Linked DNA regions of Homo sapiens: region 2 is linked to region 1. The links are chromatin loops, found by intact Hi-C in ENCODE. Cell type or tissue: heart left ventricle. All regions are shown on one strand. Links, peaks and the distances in the headings refer to the core of each region. The heading gives the core; the rest is flanking DNA. Region 1 has its middle 68 kb from the start of C7orf25. Region 2 has its middle 36 kb from the start of GLI3.

What was found. A loop is a pair of places that touch in the nucleus more often than their neighbours do. Peaks named below come from ENCODE experiments on the same cell type or tissue, not always from the same donor. Only the 100,000 strongest peaks of a DNase experiment are listed, where the experiment ranks them.
Region 2: a loop joins it to region 1, with 6 times the contacts of the local background. A loop is called at or near these places in 2 of 110 quality-filtered maps.

Annotation. Positions count from the first base shown.
Region 1 is chr7:42,841,191-42,846,577 of GRCh38, forward strand. No RefSeq gene overlaps it. Among named protein-coding and RNA genes, the nearest start is that of C7orf25, 68 kb to the right of the region's middle. RefSeq lists a silencer at 2,124-2,203. In heart left ventricle, for the core only: a CTCF peak has its summit at 2,212; no DNase peak of the experiment used is centred there; H3K4me3 peaks cover 263 bases.
Region 2 is chr7:42,270,222-42,275,608 of GRCh38, forward strand. No RefSeq gene overlaps it. Among named protein-coding and RNA genes, the nearest start is that of GLI3, 36 kb to the left of the region's middle. In heart left ventricle, for the core only: a CTCF peak has its summit at 3,221; no DNase peak of the experiment used is centred there.

The sequences.
Region 1 (5,387 bases), core at 176-5,175:
CTGCTGCTTGATCTTCCCAGCAGATCTATAAGCTGGTTGATAGTGCCTGGTACCTTTCTCCTCCTCATCCTCAGGAGCTGGAAAGTAGCCTCTCTTTATAAAATGTCTGGGATATACCCAGTTTATGGCCTTGCAATATCATTTCTCTCCAAGGGAACCAGAAGAAATGACTGATTCCAGGGCTGGGCCAAAAAAAAGTCCAAGATGAGCCTGACATATCTTGCCATACCAAACTGCAACAAAGCTCTTGGTGAGTACCGGGATCATGACCAAAGTACCCAAAAGTCGATCTGAGTAAACCCCCATTGGGCAAAGATAGCACAGTAACTGCAAAGGGTTGAAACACAAATATGCTTAAATCCATGAATTCATAATGATACCACAACAAAAACATTATTGGTCACCTTTGGCAGATGCTAGGTATATTAGTCTGTTCTCACGCTGCTGATAAAGACATACCTGAGACTGGGTAATTTATAAAGAAAAAGAAGTTTAATTAACTCACAGTTCCACATGGCTGGGGAGGCCTCACAATCATAGCAAAAGGCAAGGAGGAGCAAGTCACATCTTACATGGCAGCAGGCAGGAGAAGAATGAGAACCAAGCAAAAGGGATTTCCCCTTATAAAACCATCAGAGCTCGTGAGACTTATTCACTACTACAAGAACGGTATGGGGGAAACCACCCCCATGATTCAATTATCTCCCACCCAGTCCCTCTCACAACACATGGGAATTATGGGAGCTACAATTCAAAATGAGATTTGAGTAGGGACACAACCAAACCATATCGCTAGGTAATCAGCATATTGTTGAGAAAACTAGTAAATACAGGGAAAGTCTCAAACATTTATCCTGTCTCTCCTATAATATCTGAACCTAAGACAGCCAAGTAGTTGATAAAACAAAGTCTCTTTATAGAAGTGTTCCAGTTAATAAAAAGAATTAGAATATCACCACTTCACAACTGTTCAGTATGAATGATCATAATGGCTGACAACATGATAAAAAGAGAAACAAGTATAGGTTAAATAGAGAGATAGATTATAAACAATAGATGATAGATGAGAGAGAGAAAGAGAGAGAGAGAGATGGCATCTATCCAAGCCTCTAACTATAAACACCCAATTTATAAGAGACAGGAAAACATGTAAAACAACCACCACATGTGAACAACAAAATCAAAATTGTGAGAAATTCTCCAGGACAAAAGATTCAGCTTCTTCAACAACAATAACACATGAATCATGAGAGACATAGGAGAAATGTCAATAAATCACAATGTTTAGGCTATATTTGGATTATGATTAAAACAAACTATTGAAAAATTTACCTTACCATCACAAAGCAGATGAGAAAGAAAGAAAATGAAATTTTAAAAAAAAATTTACCTGATAATCAGAAATCTGGGAACACTGGATAGTCGATGCTAAGGAATTAATTATGTGAGTGTGACAATAATATTGTGGTCATCTTATCTTTGAGAGGCACATATCAAAGTATTCCGATGTGATGTCTGAGATTTAGTTCAAAATAACATTGAAGAGGGTAGAGTTGACAAAATACTTCCCAGACATTCTTGGTTGTAATTGTGTATGGTATGTATGAATAAGTAATGATACATCGGGTCCACTGTACTGTTTTTTCTACATATATTTGAAATTTTCAATAATATAACAGTTTTTTAATAAACTCAAAGACTCCTATGAAATAGCCTCCTTTCTCTTCCAAACTTGGGGACAAATTATATTTAGTGATATTATAAGATCTGACCAGAAGCGGTGGCTCACGCCTGTAATCCCAAACACTTTGAGAAGCCGAGGCAGGAAGACCTCTTGAGACCAGGAGCTCAAGACCAGCTTGGTCAACATAGCGAGAGCCCATCTCTTTTTTAAAATAATAATTTTTTAAATTTTCTTAATAAAATAAAATAGAGCAAATGCAGCCTGGGGCTTATTTGCAAATCTAATCCTTTCTTTAGCTGCAAAAACGACCTGTTCCACACAAGCCATACAAGAGAATCTTGCAATGTTCTTCTACTTAAATTTAAACTGTCACAAATTTTTAGTGCCACCTCAGATGACTAGATTTGGTGGTCTTGTCGGAAAAGGGGCGTACATTTGGCTAAAACGTGACTGTTGTCCTTGCCGCAGCGCCATTAATATGAGAGGGGCGACTGGGCTGTACAGAAAAGGCTTAAAGCTCCCCTGTGCGGTCAGTGTGGGTTAAAACAAGCCGTGCCTCTCGCTCCACGAGCTGGGTGCCTCCTTATCCCCTCAGTCCTAAAGACAGCTGTAGCCAGAGATTTTTTTGAGAATTCATTTTGCTAAGTCTGATACCCTCTTAAAGGTTAATCCAAACCTCCCATCCTAATAATTATAATAAATTAATTTCTCAAGAAATTATTTTTCTTTGGAAGAGAACAACCACCCAAAAATCTTCAATAACAGTATTTCTAAAATGTTTCGATACTTCATATGTGTTTACAGTCTTACAGTGTCAACTTTTGCAGAGACACAGTAGAGTTCACAAAGATACATGAAGCGCAGTTGATATGGAAGGAAGGAAAATGCAAGTGAGGTTGGGGTAAAAGAAGAGAAAAATAATTAATTAAATAAAACAAAACAAGAAAAGGGCCTGGCATAGACCAACGATGTGAATGAACTGAGCAGGATAATTAGCACAAATGTCTGTGATTGCAGTTGGAAGGGAAGAGAGGAAGGATGGAAGCAAGGGTAGAGTGATGGATCCAAAAATAATAGAATCTCACCTCCATACAATGTGACTTCATCTCTCTGATCTTGTTTCTCCAGAAAAAAATGGAATAACCTCACCCTCACACCCCACCCAGTTGTACCCCTGTTGTGATTATTCAATGACTGGGCCTCTGAAAAGCATCCGGCACATAGCAAGAATCTACTGTTAACTCTCTTTTCTCCTCTTTCTGCATCTGTGCTGTCACCTTATGCTCCTGGTTCTTGGGTCCCTGCCTAGCTAACCTTCCCAGCACGCCCCAGGACAAGCTCCTCCAGGCATCTTTTAAGGCAAGGGTGTAAATGGGGTTCAGTATATGCAAAGGATATCTACTGCCACACACATGGACTCACCTCTGCAAGATGAACTTTTGCTCCAGGGTCTGCAGGTCTGTAGGTTGCACCTCAGAGCAACAAATGGCAGTGGTGCCCCTTTATGGGGTCCAGTTCAACCTGCATCAGAGTCATCCACTCTGTTCTTTAAAGGTAGATTCCTGGGTAGGAAGCCCAGAAATACACACAGTTAGCCAACTCTCCAGACGATTTGATGCACAGAAGAGTTTGGGAACCAGTTATAGAGTGGGAATGAGATAAACAGGCTAGAATCACAAAGTTTGGGGGCTTTTTTCATGCAAATGTTTGAAAATATTAATTGTTCAGCTCTTTACTGATCAGAAATATGTCCAGATTAAAATACCACATAAAAAGTAACACTGGTCCACAGTCCTCTTATCTGAAATTCTGAGGCTCACAAAGCCCTCACAGCTACATTAAAACAAATTCATGTGGCTGCAAAACCTGAACTGGACTGATGAGAGACTATTCATATTATTTACATATCTCACCTGATGCAACTATTTGTGTTTCACTGCTGAAATATTTATATTTTTAGAAGATGCTGCCCCAAATACCATTGGGAGTATATAACACATGTTATATGCCTTTTCCTGAAATTCAAAATATTCTGAAATCCAAACTACATCTGGCTGCAAAGATTTGAGATATGGGATTGTGGGTCTGTTCTAAAAAAGAATAGAGCATATTAAATACTTTCTTCTCAAGCAACTGTTCTTCATTATACCCTGGTTAATGCTAGTTTCTTCCCACTCCTTTGGAAGCATCTGAGGCCCCCTAGCATCAGAAACATCCTAGAGCTCTCTTGGATGAGCTGCTGCAGCCCCCTACCTAGTAGAGTATGAATCAGCCACGTTTGGCTTGCATACCTGTCAATAAGGAGCTCAAGTCACCTTCTTTCTCTGCTAAGTCTCTAGAGAAAAACTAGCTTATTGGAGCTTTCTTAGCATTATCACCAGAGCTTGCCAATTTTTCCCAGCAGAAAGCTCTTCCTACAAAGCAAATAGGAGGCAACCCCACTGCCCTTCACTCTGGCCTTCTCAGATCAACAGAGCAATCATGTCATTGGGGCCAAGACAATGGTGTGTGTCACCAGACCTGATCCCTGCATTCAATTCTCACTCTGTCCTTAGAGCAGGTAAATTCTGCAAGCCTCAACTTTCTCCTCTGTGGAACAAAGGAATATACTTTTCCAGGACAATGCTCCTTATCCTCAGCAACCAGCATTGGAAATTAGGCAGTCTCAGCCCCTGATCTGAGAACTAAACTCATAAAAACAATGCAGATCTGTTGAAACATGTCATCTGCCCTTCAAAAGAAGTGATACTTCCCAAGCAGAAATAGGCCAGGCATGGTGGCTCACGCCTGTGATCCCAGCACTTTGGGAGGCTGAGTTGGGTGGATCGTGAAGTCAGGAGATTGAGACCGTCCTGGCTAACGCGGTGAAACCCCATCTCTACTAAAAATACAAAAAATTAGCCAGGCATGGTGGCAGGTGCCTGTATTCCCAGCTACTTGGGAGGCTGAGGCAGGAGAATGGCGTGAACCCAGGAGGCAGAGCTTGCAGTGAGCCAAGACCGCGCCACTGCACTCCATCCTGGGTGACAGAGAGAGACTCCCTTTCAAAAAAAGAAAAAGAAAGAAAGAAATGACCAAACAACAGAACACTCTAATCTTCAGACAGGCCATCTGAACTAAAGACTATGTGAACTAGGTGATATGAAATGTACAAAAGGCAAATCAAGATTTGTCAGTGGTCTCCTGTGCTTCTCAGGGGAGCAGTATGAACCATTAGAAGAGTTTGGTCATGTGCCCATGTGCCAGGCTCTAGGCAACTTCTAAGGATACCTGTGCTTCCTGAGTGTCTTCATCTCCTGATACTATATGATTAGCTGACAAAAACATTCTGCTCAGCTTGGTAGTCACAGTTTTTCCTAAAGACTACTACATGATGATTCCCGTCCGTCATCATTTTCTTGTGAGTTTTGCTTATGTCCTACAACGTGAAGGAGATTGAATTTACAGATTTACAGAATTGAGACCTACACCCAGCCATCATCTGTGACAACTGCCCCCTTGGCCCAACCTGCCTCCTCTATTTGCATCAGGAACAAACCATCTTTGTCTGATTTTTCAGTGCAGTTCCCCAGGCTTTTCTCAAGGTCTTACTATTTTAGAACTTCATTCACCCACTTCAGGTTTCCAGCCAATAACAAAATCTGCATGCCTCAGAATTGAAACTCAGTAAAGATGTCAGATTTTTTTCTTTCTAACACCATGA
Region 2 (5,387 bases), core at 241-5,240, 570 kb before region 1:
TTGATTTTTGTTTTGAATAGATCCTACTTACCTGAATCTGTAATATGATGAGTAGGAGTGAGTCTAGTTGCTCATTGTTCAGAGGGAATTGCTCTATATTTAGATGATACTCTTAATGATCTTAATATTTAATAAAGAAAACAATGCCTTTGTGTAGCATGCTGAGATTAAGACAAAAATTTCATATCATTTTCCCCCTTGCTTGTTAAATGATCAAAAATGTAACATAAATACCCAGTAGCCAGTAGGGATTCCATAAAGTGGAAACTTTTAGATATGGCTATTAGCAATGATAATCTTTGAAATAATAGGGCAGTGTGAACTGACCTTGCAGACTGCCTGGTGTGAGCATGGCTTTACCACACATCAGTGGTGAGACTTGGGGCAAGATGCTTACCTTCTCTAAGGCTGAATTTCCTCTTCTGTAAAATGAAAATGATAATAAAATTTAATTTTGAAGAATTATTGTTGGGATTAAATAAGAATAATAATTATTGCAGGGAATCTAAATTAAGCAACTAATCTAAAAGAATTAAAAGGCTGTTTATACAAAGGTGTTTATTTTCCATCATTCGTAATTCAAAAATTTGGAAGTCTGTTAAATGTTCATCAATAAGAGAATCATTAAACAGATTATTGTATAGCTTTTTGGTGGAATGTCTTGCCGCTGTGACACAAACACTTATAAAGATTGTGTGGCAAAATAAAATGAACAGAAATCCTTAAATAACATAAATTGAAAACATAAAACACAAAATTAATGTATCGCATTATTAAAACATAAAATATTAATATGAAAGAAGGGAGAGGGTTCACAAAATGGTAACAGGGTCATTGGGTTATACATTTTTACTATTTTTAAATTTTTCTATTACATTATTATATTGTCTTTATAATTAAAACAGCATTATTATTAATCACTTTTATTTTTCCTATTTATAAAAATGCTTACTTTTGAGAACATAAATAATGCTGAAAATCATGAAGAATCCAACTATTAATCTTAATATTGCCATTAGTATTTTAACTTACATTGTTCCATTTTTATGCATTATATATTATATATTATATGTATGTATATGTATACATATACAAAATAAAGCAATAGTATTGCTTTACTATCAATTTACCTCTCAGTCTGCTTCTCGAGCTCTTGGTTTCATATCTCTTCTTTATCTTTGATCTTTTCACAGAAGTCTATTCTCCTTTTCCCAAGAGCTTTAAATTCCTATGTCCTACTGGGAACACCAATCAGCCTTTTTTTGAAATGTTCTCGTGTGTCTTGTCAAAAATAATTACCAGAGGTGAACTGTGCCTCCCAAACTTCCAAATAATACTTTTTCCTTGTGGTGCTGTATTTCCTCCATAGATACTACACCATTATTGTGGTTGTTTTCTCTTTAATTATCCTTAAATATAGTGAGAATCCCCTGCCCCAGACCCTTGGTCCTGTGCACCTGCACTTGGGTCCATGAAGAGTTCTCCCAGATGGAAGGCAGTGGAGCAGGTCAATGCACTCAATTACTTCCCTTTTCTCATTATTCATCTAGTATGATTCTTCTGGATTTAATTGGAAAATTCACCTGTTCTCTGCTCAGTTCTCTCAAAATTAGGGAAACACGTATATTTTATATAAGTATAGACTCTCTTCAACATATACATCCAGGGAAAACTCCCAGCCCAGGGTCCCCTGTCCCAGGCATCTTTATATCTTGACTCCTACCCATAGCATTTTATGTGAAAGGAACTATCTGCCTGTGGGTAAAATGTATTCTCTTCTGCTTCTTACTTAGGCATAGAACACATATGTGAAGAGTTCACTTCAAAGGCTGGGTTTGTGTAGATGCCTGTGATTCACATTGTCAGAGAATTGACTGTAGGGCTACGTTGCTCTTCAGCTTAGTACCGGAACTGAACTGAAGGAAGCAGTTGCCCCTTAGGAGTGGGCAGGAAGCTCCGCCCATGAAACAGATCTGCTTCTCCATTGAACTGGAACCTCTAAACAAATGTAAAAAGGGAATGCCGATAACTCGTGGAGCACTGAATGGATCTGATGAGCATAAATATGTGTGTCAGAAATCAGTGCCTCGGCAGTAATGGCTATACACATTTCCTTTTTCTCTTTTTCCCATCAGTTACAGAACACATATGTCCCAGCTAGAAGTAGACAGTGAGGGAAGTTTGAACCTTCGTCCTACCTACTTTGTTGTAAAGGGAAATCGTATATTTTGAAGGGCAAAGCATGTACAAACTTGTTCTGCATTTCAATCCAGCCACAACTAAATATGCTTGGTAGTAATTTTTAGGAATACATCTAAGAACTTTCCAAAATGTTGCCTGTGATCCTCGTTTTCAGAGCTGCCTAATTTTTTTTTTCTGGTCAGTGTGATAGAACTGTGGGAGAAAAATGTCAAAAATTTATTTTAAAATTGGAGGTCCCTGTTTTCAATTTAAATACTTTGTTAAACATACTTTAAAAAGTCGTGACCTTTTATAACTTCTCACTAAACTTGATGCAGAAACACAAATAATTCTCAAAAAAAATTAGCTGACAGAATCTTTGAGGAATTTTCACAAACTGTTAAGATTAGTGGAGATAGATGGAAGAAAGAGAACTGGTAGCTTGCCCACCCACCACCTTGTTAAGACACAGCATTCTGGCTCATAAAATTGATGGAAGTAAGGATGAAAGACATTTAAACTCTTCTCCACTCTATGACCCCTGACTCAGAGCCATGATTTGACTCAACCAGAGAACCTGGGGGCCATCACTTTACTCTGTGGGTGCCCTTCCCTGCCATAGGCTTCTACATTGTTTCCTGATACTCAGCAGGAATGGAGAACCAGACTAGCAGTGGTACATTGTATTCAAGCAGATACTTAACAGGATAGGCTTTTATTTATGCTGGTGATGGTGATTCACATGTCAGAGAATCGGCCCCAGGACTGGTGGCTCTTGCACTTACTACCAGAGCCCAACTAGAAGCAATTCCCCTTACCCACAAAACAGATCTTTTGCTGGAGGTGTTAAAAAGTGGATTAAACCACCTGCTAAGTGGACTATCCAGGGAAGATCTTCAAGGTACATACAGGCCCAAGTTAAGGTTATGAATCGAAGAGAAAGGTGTTTTGCTTTGTTAATAATGTCAAAGATAAAGAGACAAAGCTGAGAATGAAACATGAGGCAGAAAGCAGTGCACTGCAACTAAAAGCAGCAAGAGGGAGCAAGGATGCCTGAGAGGATGCCTGTGACTCAGTCTAGAACACAGAGGCAAGGAGCTAGAATCTGCCTCCAGGGTGGGGAGGAAGCCATGCACAGCATTCTGGGGAATGACATTCCCACACTTCCTTGGCCAACGGAGAACCTTGGTCTGATTAAAATGATCTGGATGTAAATCTGCCTCTGCATAGTGAGATGACCAGCCAGAGGAGTCAGGAGATGCCTGTTGCAGGGCAACAGAGTCACACATATTTGGCTTCTTTATGGAGCTCATGGGCAAACATAATTTGGATGGGTCTCCATGTGCAACACTGTTTTAGTTATAATGATATATTCTGGAGAACAATATGATTTTGGTAACTTAGAGAACTACCTTTTAAGGCTCCCTGGCATTTTTGTTTTGTTTTGTTTTTTGGTTAAAGACTCTGTTCTCCCCTTCCCCCACAGCCCTAATCTCAGCGTTCTGAAGTAGGCAAAAGCCTCCCTGTCCCTAACTCCCATTATTACTCTTCAGTAGAAAATAACTTTGGGGTAACAAAGAAGGAAGGATAAAATACACAAATAAACTTGGTAGAAGCATATATGAATTGCTTAATATTTACTGTGAAATTATTAACTTCTATGCAAGGTTTTATATTATGAAATTGTGTTCTGTAAACTTAAAAAATAGTCCAGTAATGTTATTACAGTTAACTTCATGGTATAAACAACGCAAATGCACAGGCATTGTACGAAACAAAAAGTGGGATGATTTTCCATATACGTATTAGTAATAGAAAGTGAGTCATGCTTGAATTGCAAAATATGTATGTGGTAAAGGCCAGTAATTTGAAGTTTTATGTCAGAAAAATTGCTGATCTAGCTGTCTCACCACGCTGTGGGAATAACCAATCAACTCACAACATGATCAGGTCAAGAAGTAATTTATACTTAAAAAAGCAAAAAATGGGAGCAATTACAAATTACAATGAATTTAAGATAGCGAAAAGGAAAAATTAATAACAAAGTACCTGGTCCCCCCAAATGGAAAGTTTCCAGTCTGTATGTGTATGCACAGTAGAGTATTTGTAAAGTTAGAGCCTTGTGTGGCTGCTGTATTTAAAAAAGATACTAATTTAGAATTCTCAGTAAACTCAAAGAACTTGCTAATTTTAGTCCATAAATTATCAAATTTTAGTTATATTTAATATCTCAATTAGGAAGTTATAAAAAATAGCTCTAAGTGGTAAGGTTCTATGGAATTATGAGTCAGCCACCAAAAAGAACTCACAAGTGGACTTTCATATCTCTGAGAAGGTCTGTTAGCAGGTCCCCAGAACTATGCTTGGAGAACCCTTGAGCTGATGTGTCCTCAATTTGGGAGGGAAGACAAAGAAAGGTTTTGCTTGGAGTTAGTACCAACCTTTAAGGCAGAGAAAACTTGACCCATGAGGAATGAAATATAGAATGATGTAATATTCCTGGACCACAAATAGAGAATTGCTCTTTAAAGCACCAAAATTTTTAAGAACCTTTTTTTTACTGGAAATTGTTCCAAAGATGTGCACTAATCATTTCTTTGGCTTTTAACTAGCAGGTACTCATACTAATTATGTGGCCTTTGTCATCACTATTAATATCAGTTGTTGCAAAACGCTGTAATAAAGTGATACCCATAGGGTTTTCTAAGAGTGGGATACTTGCATCTACATTACATAATCACAATCTAGTCCTTTAATCCAGAAGTTTTAATAGTTTTTTTCCCCAGTCCTCTTTCTCACTGTCAGTGCATCAATTCTCACCTTTCACTTTTTCTCTGGTCATCTTGCTAAGCTTTCTAAACTGATGCTTCTGATGTGAATAAAAAACTACTACTGTATAAAGAATTAAGTTTTAAAGCATATTCTAGGCCAAGCGTGGTGGCTCACACCTGCAATCCCAGCACTTTGGGAGGTTGAGTCGGGAGGATTGCTTGAGCCCAGGAGTTTGAGACCAGCCTGGGCAACATAGCAAAACCCTGATGCTGAAAAAAAAAAAAAATTAGCCATGTGTGGTGGCCACTGCCTGTGGTCCCAGTTACTCAGAAGGCTGAGGTGGGAGGATTGCTTGAGCCCAGGAGGTTGAGGCTACAGTGAACTGTGATCATGCCACTGCACTCCAGCCCAAGTGACAGAGCCTGACCCTGACT